Linked DNA regions of Homo sapiens: region 2 is linked to region 1. The links are chromatin contacts, found by Hi-C or POLR2A ChIA-PET in ENCODE. All regions are on one chromosome and are shown on one strand. The core of a region is the stretch at or near the end of the contact, and the rest is flanking DNA. Distances in the headings are between cores, read along the strand shown.

Region 1 (3,747 bases), core at 714-3,213:
CATTGCACAAATACATAAGGAAGAAGGTATTAGTTTCTTATAATTCCCTTCCTCCCCAGATAACTGTATTTAACAGTTGGAACTAACAGATTCTGAGAAACCCAATATTATGCGAGTACAAGGAAGGAACTGATGCGTGCTTGAAATACACAAAAATCTCCAAACTTAATTTTTGAGGGTAATCAACCTTCATTGTTCACACTTTTGCTCCAAGTTGTTTTTGGTGTTCACAGACTGCTGAGGCATGAGAGTCCTGAACATGTTGAGAGGAAGGGGAGTAATAAAACCACATGAATCCTTAACATTTAGTTTATTCGGCACCTGTTACATGCCAGGCCCTACAGTTGGCATGTTTACATGTGTTTCCTGGGTCAGTGGCCCATGATGTCGGGGCACTTTGGGTTTTTTGGGGTTTTTTTGGACAGAGTTTCGCTCTTTCACCAGGCTGGAGGACAGTGGCGCCATCTTAGCTCAGTGCAACCTCTGCCTCCCAGGTTCAAATGATTCTCCTGCCTCAGCCTCCCAAGTAGCTGGGATTACAGATGCCCATCACCACGCCTGGCTAATTTTTGTATTTTTAGTAGTGATGGGGTTTCACCATGTTGGCCAGGCTGGTCTCCAACTCAGGTGATCTGCCCGCCTCAGCCTCCCAAAGTGCTGGGATTACAGGTGTGAGTCACCGCACCTGGCCTTGGGGTTTGTTTTTTGAGACAGGGTCTTGCTCTGTCACCCAGGGTGGAGTGCAGTGGTGTGATCTCAGCTCACTGCAGCCTCGACCTCCCAGGATCAAGTAATCCTCCTACCTCAGCCCTCCTGAATAGCTGGTACTACAGGTGTGCACCACCACGTCCAACTAATTTTTTCTATATTTTTTTTTTTTTTTGTAGAGATGGAGTTTTGCCATGTCGCCTAGGCTGCTCTGAAACTTCTGGGCTCAAGCCATTCTCCACCTTGGCTTCCCAAAGTGCTGGGATTACAGGCATGAGCCACCACACCCACCCGATGCCTGTTTAACACATGAGGGAATGGAGTTTAGAGAAGTAAACTGCCAGAGGTTATTAAGCTCACAAGGAGCAGGGCTGGGATTCAAACCATTTTCTGGCTCTTGCTCTTTCCCATTTCTCTGACCCTTTTCCTTCTCCATGGTGTTGGTCTTGAAGTAACAGATAACACGTCCCCATGGGTCAAGTCTGGGGGCCAGTCCTCCATAAAACCACCTAACAAATATTTGTTTTTATTGTTTTGTTTTGTTTTGAGACGGAGTTTTGCTCTTCTTGCCCAGGCTTGGAATACAGTGGCACAATCTTGGCTCACTGCAACCTCCGTCTCCTGGGTTCAAGCAATTCTCCTGTCTCAGCCTCCCGAGTAGCTGGGATTATAGGCGCCCGCCACCACGCCCGGCTAATTTTTGTATTTTTAGTAGAGACGGGGTTTCATCATATTGGTCAGGCTGGTCTCGAACTCCTGACCTCAGGTGATCCGCCCGCCTCGGCCTCCCAAAGTGTTGGGATTACAGGCATGAGCCACCGCGCCTGGGCACAAATATTTGTTGAGTGAGTATTATGTGCTGAGCACTCTTCTCGTCATAGGAATCAACAGTGAGCAAATCCTACCAAGCTCCTTCCCCCGTGGGGCAGACATTCTGGAAGAGGAGACAGACATCAAACAAATTGCAGTGGGATAGGTGTACACCCCAAGTCCTCCCTAATGTCCTTTACTATCCATTATGGATTTGTAATCCAGGAAGGTCCATCATGCTTTCTAGCCTTGTATTTACGTTTTCAGCCTGTAGAATATCTGACTGTATTGCACGGGCCTTGGAATGGCAGCAAGGGTCCCCCCAGGATCCCCCAGCCTAACATTGTGATTTAGACAGTGACAGAGTGAGCATTTCCCTTGGCCATACTTGGGTTGTCTGGGTGGGGGAGGCACTCATGAGGTGGTGGTGTAGGCACAGGAGAGGAAAAGGGAAGTGAAAGATGAACACGCCAGCTGAAGCTTCTGTGCTTTGAAAGCCTGGTTAAAATGAGGCTTTGAAAAACTCCCTTCTCCTCCGCCAGTGCCACACACAACACTGAGCGTGCAGAGCTCAGAAAACCGAGCTCAGGGTCTCTGCCAGCTCCTGCTTCCGTCCCAGCAGTAGAAGAATGGAGTAGAATCGTGTGCACTCTGTTTTTCAGGCCATTGGCTGGCTTCTAGGTCTCTGGTGTTCGCTGAGGGGCCCCTTGGCAGAACCTCTTAGCAGTTTTCTCCCCACCTTAAGAGGAGTCCTCGGTCCCTCCGTAAGAAGTCAATCCCTGTGCTGAGTTCTCAGCCAGAGTAATCATAGTACCTTGAGGCTTGCACACTCCCCTTCCGGGAAGAGGAAGCATTTAGCTGCTTTTGGAAACCATGTTCTGTCAATTATGCTAGAGATCTGTGCCCAAGTAGGCTAGTCACTTTCAGCTGTCATTTTTCCTACACCACAAAGAAAGCACAGAAAAATGAAATCCACAGAAAAATGAAATGCACAGATAATTCAAGTACCTGCTTTTTTCCAGCTTTCCCCCTGCATGTCTTTCTTTTTCTTGAGACAGGGTCTCACTCTGTCACCCAGACTGGGATGCAGTGGTGCAATCACAGCTACTGCAGCCTCTGCCTACCAAGTAGCTGGGACTACAGGTGTATGCCACCATGCCCAGCTAATTTTTTTTTTTTGTACATTTAGTAGAGACAGGGTCTCGCCATGTTGCCCAGGCTGGTCACCCCCTGCATATCTTTCAATAGAGCTGCCAGTAAAGCAGAGAGTCTACCAACTCTCCAGCAGAAGGACTAATGAGCAGTAATTTCGGAGGTGGGCAAAGAAACCTGTGCAATTAGCTGCTGTATTTAGTGGCAAATGAATGGTTAAGAAGCATTGATTTCACCAAACTTGCTTAAAGATCGATGCAGTCCCATGGTGGATAAACCCTTTATGACAGCTCTACACGTTGGGGGACTTTACCAGACCCAGGTTGCCACCCAGTCTGGGCACACGCCCTTCCTGGCTAGGGGCATTGACTGCCCTTCTAAGACATCGCTGAAGGACAGCATTTTTCTTTTTAATATTATTTTTATTTTTTATTTTTTATTTTTAGAGACAGGGTCTTGCTCTGTCACCCAGGCTGCAGTACACAACCATAACTCCCTGCAACCTCAAGCTCCTGGGCTAAAGCAATCCTCCCGCCTCATCATCCCAAGTAGTTGGGACTATAGGTGTGTGCCACCAGGCCTGGCTAATTTTTTAGTATTTTGTAGGGACAGGGGTCTTGCTATGTTGCCCTGGCTGGTCTTGAACTCCTGGGCTCAAGCGAACTTCCTGCCTTGGGCTCCCAAAATGCTGGGATTATAGGTGTGAGCCACCACTCCCAGCCAACAGCATTTTTGTTTTTCTTTCTTTTTCTTTCTTTCTTTCTTTCTTTTTTTTTTTTTTTTTTGACATAGTCTTGCTCTGATGCCCAGGCTGGAGTGCAATAGTGCAATCTTGGCTCACTGTAACCTCTGCCTCCTGGGTTCAAGTGATTCTCCTGTCTCAGCCTCCCAAGTAGCTGGGATTACAGGTGCGCACCACCACACCTGGCTAATTTTTTGTATATTTAGCAGAGACAGGGTTTCACCATGTTGGCCAGGCTGGTCTTGAACTCCTGACCTCAGGTGATCCACCCACCTCAGCCTCTCAGAGTGCTGGGATTATAGGTGTGAGCCGCTGTGCCTGGCCAACATTTTTCA
Region 2 (3,747 bases), core at 866-3,365, 320 kb after region 1:
AGGCGCCGGCTATCAAAGCAGGGGCCTAGTATATTCTGTTCTTCTGTAGTTTGCGGACTCAAACCTATTCAAGCCACTTTGTTTTGGAAATGGACCACTGTATACATTATTTCCTTTAGGCCCAAGGTGACAGAGGTGTGAAAAACTTGGAATATGCAAAAAAGATCACAAAACATATCCAATACCATCTACGCATCGTCTGATTCTCAAGGGGGTGAGCATTTTTCTTTGCCTTTGAGCTATTTTACAACTCTGTCTATTGTAAGTAGCCCGTAGGAATGCAACATACTTCTTGTCTACAGACAAGCAGATTCTGTCCTGTCCTGTTCAAGTCCAGTGGACTCTCCTTCCCAACTGTGGAAGAAGCCAGTGTTACCTCTGTGCACATTCATTTCAATATTCCCTGACCTACAGATATCATCTGTTCTTTGCCTCCTTCTTTGAACTGCTTGTGACATCTTACTGGTTCCTTCATTAACCATGAATTAAGTAAAATCATCAGTGAGAATGTAAAATGGTACAGCCACTTTGGGAAACAGTCTGGCAGTTCCTCAAACAAACATGGAGCTTTCAGAGGACCCAGCAATTCTGCTCCTAGATATATACTCAAGAGAAGTGAAAACATTCGTCCATGTGAAAATCTGCACAAATGGCCAGGCGTGCAGTGGCCGGTGTAATCCCAGCACTTTGGGAGGCCAAGGTGGGTGGATCACCTGAGGTCAGGAGTTCCAGACCAGCCTGGCCAACATGGTGAAACCCCGTCTCTACTAAAAATATAAAATTAGCCAGGCATGGTGGTGCACGCCTGTAATCCCATCTACTCAGGAGGCTAAGGCAGGAGAATCGCTTGAACCCAGGAGACGGAGGTTGTAGTGAGCCGAGATCGCGCCATTGCACTCCAGCCTGGGTGACAAGAGTGAAACTCTGTCTCAAAAAGAAAAAAAAGAAAATCTGCACGAGTGCACAGAGCAGCACTAGTCACCAAAACCAAAGGGTGGAACCAAACCCAAGCATCCATCAACTGATGAAAAGGTAAGCAAATTGTGACCTAGCCATGCAACAGAATATGTTTCAGCCTTAAAAAGGAAAAGATTATTGGTCCATGCTACAATATAGATGAATCTCGAAAACATTATGCGAGGTGAAAGATGTCAAATACAAAAGGTCACTTTTTTTTTCTTTTTCTTTTTTTTTTGAGACAGGTTCTCACTCTATTGCCCAGGCTGAAGTGTAGTGGCTCAAACATGGCTCACTGCAGCCTCAACCACCAGTGCTCAAGCAAGTCCTCCAGCCTCAACCCCCAAGTAGCTGGAACTACAGGCATGTGCTACCATACCCTGTTAATTTTTGCATTTTTTGTGGAGATGCAGTTTTGCCATGTTGTCCAGGCTGATTTCAAATAAATACTTTGTATTTATTGAGCTCAGGCAATCCACCCTCTTCAGCCTCCCAAAGTGCTGGGAATGCAGGAGTGAGCCACCACACCCGGTCATTTTTTATTTTATTTGAGTCAGGGTCTCACTGTGTCACCCAAGATAGAGTGCGGTGGTGCGATCACGGCTCGCTGAAGCCTCCATCTCCTGGACTCCAGCCATCCTCCCACTTCAGCCTCCCGACTAGCTGGGACCACAGGTGCACGTCACCATACCAGCTAATTTTCGTATTTTGTGTAGAGACGGGTTCTTGCCATGTTGCCCAGGCTGGTCTCTAAACCTTGGGCTCAAGAGATCCTCTCACCTCAGGCTCCTGAGCATGCGCTACTTCCATCTGACTTTGAAGACAGGGTTTGGGAAGGGGCTCTGAACATCTGCCTGGGCTCTTTGTGCTCTGGCTCTGGAGGGCTTCCTGGAGGAGGAGGCCTTTGGCCTCTGCTAGGCCTTCAAAGTGAGGAAACCTTCTAGGTCCTCTCTGCCCCTCCCAGTCTCTGGTACTACCTGACCTGGACTTTCTCACAGGTCTCCAGCCCCAGAGAGCTGCGTCTTTTCAATTTCCCCTACCTGCTGCCCAGGCCCACCCCCAAAGCTACAAGACGCGAGAGCCCCCTTTCCCTGTGGGGGCTGCCAGGGTGGGAGGAGGGAAGCTGCCTCAGCCCATTGGTGGTGGCGACTGATCCAGGTTGACCCAGCAGATGGCCTTCCAGAGCCATAGCAAGGATTCACATCCCAACCGTGCCACTTCCAGGCTGGGTGACCTTGGGCCAGTTGCCTGACCTCGCTGATCCTCCGTGTCCTTCTAGGCACACCGTTAATCATAGTACCTGCTTTGCAGGACTCTTGTGGGAATCAGCGGCGCGCCTGGCACACACTAGTTGCTCAATGAATGGGGCGGCTATAATTACTCTTCCGGGTGGGGGCGGGGCGCAGGGCCTGCAGCCAGGCCTATATTTAGCCTGGAAGGGGGTTGGGGGCGCTGGGAGACAAAGCGCCGCGGCCAGTCTGGGCGCCCAGGGGGCGGAGCCGGCGAAAGCCCCGCGGCCGACCCGCCCTCCCCTACCGCAGGGTCACCTTGGCCGGGCTGGCGGCCAAGGGCTCCTTCAGACCCGACGTGCCCCAGCGGCCCAGCGGCCGCTTGGTCCCCTGAGCAGTCCTCATCCTCGCAAACTGCTGTCTGGGGAGGGGGCTGCTGGGGGCTGGGGGTGGTTTTCGGCCCCACTGACCACTTGGGAAGCTGCCCCCTTTCCCAGCACCGGCCGGCCGAGGGAGGGCTCGCTGAGATCCGTACGCCAAGGTGAGCCTGACCCCGGGTGGGGGGCGTGGGAGGGGGAGCCAGGCTGGCTCCTCCCCCAACCTCGCGCCAATGAGTGTCGGGGCTGCAAATAGCCCAGTGGAATCAGTGAGTCATGGAGGCTGGAAATACCGCGCCCCCTCTGATCCCCTCCCCTCCTCCTGACCGCAGCCGGTGGAGCTGCACTGGGGAGCAAGCCTGGGGGTGTGAGGGGTGGGGGACCCCTCCGGAGAGCTCCCCTCCCCAGGCTCCCTGAACCAACCCGGACACCCCCGCCCCCAAGTTCCAGCTGGCTTTGCCTCTGGGGCTGTGTGACCCTGGGCCAGTCACTCAGACTCTCTGGGCCGCAGAATCCCCATTAGGTACAAGAAGGGCTTCAAGAGGGCAGGCGACCCGGTGCAGCCTGCCCACCTTTGCGTCCCTGCGCCTGGGACTGAAACAGTGCCCGCCACATAGCAGGACAGTAAATATCTCTGGAAGGAAAGAAATAATAAAAAGGGAAGGGCAGGCAGTTGGACGAGAAGGTGTTGCAAGGGTTTTCCAGAAACAATCCTGGGGTTCCTGCCCAGGGGGGTCTGGGGAGCCCACGGAGGAGGCCGAGGAACGCCCACATTTTGTGAGGTCTTCAGCTTTAACTTGAGCTACAACCCCCATCCCCAAATCTCAAAGAAGGTGTGTCTGTTTCTCTCAGGGTTTCCAGCCCTGCCCTAAGTTTGAGAACTCCAGGCAGGCGGCCTCCAGAAGTCTGTGAGACTGTCCTTTATTGTGTATACAGGTTCCAGCGTCAGGGCTCTCCCACGGCCCCCTCCCCAGTCCTCCCCCAAGGGGCCCAGAGTGGTGGGAGTGAGAGGCCACCCTAAGGCACACTGACCAGAGAGGCATGGAGGGAGGAGGCTGACTTGCCCTGGGGACCCCTGCTAACTGAGACCCACCCTTCCCCTCCACCCTGCTTCTGTATGTGGGAGACGAAACCAAGAGTCATTGGGGGCAGCAGGCATTTCCCAGGGTTAAGGCTGATGGAAG

Evidence for each region. Hi-C counts contacts between places; a loop is a spot of excess contacts on that map. ChIA-PET counts read pairs that join two places held with the same protein, here RNA polymerase II (POLR2A). Pooled maps may share reads with other maps.
Region 2: a pooled map shows a loop between it and region 1 (2.7-fold over the local background). The contact joins two enhancer-like sites. A Hi-C loop is called at or near these places in 1 of 50 pooled maps. POLR2A ChIA-PET finds 5 or more read pairs at or near these places in 3 of 52 experiments (HEK293, Panc1 and activated CD8-positive, alpha-beta memory T cell).

The regions. Positions count from the first base shown.
Region 1 is chr1:15,695,113-15,698,859 of GRCh38, forward strand. All of the region lies in intron 1 of PLEKHM2 (pleckstrin homology and RUN domain containing M2), which reads left to right. Among named protein-coding and RNA genes, the nearest start is that of PLEKHM2, 13 kb to the left of the region's middle. RefSeq lists enhancers at 1,884-1,933, 1,944-1,993, 2,004-2,063, 2,134-2,203. Within about 2 kb of position 1,964, at least 10 of the 41 ENCODE cell types and tissues checked have a DNase peak (open chromatin) inside an H3K27ac peak, as active enhancers do.
Region 2 is chr1:16,010,561-16,014,307 of GRCh38, forward strand. It overlaps HSPB7 (heat shock protein family B (small) member 7), which reads right to left. Exons shown (of 3, transcript NM_014424.5): 3 at 3,469-3,747. Among named protein-coding and RNA genes, the nearest start is that of HSPB7, 5.6 kb to the right of the region's middle. RefSeq lists silencers at 2,329-2,538, 2,689-2,948. Within about 2 kb of position 2,116, at least 28 of the 41 ENCODE cell types and tissues checked have a DNase peak (open chromatin) inside an H3K27ac peak, as active enhancers do.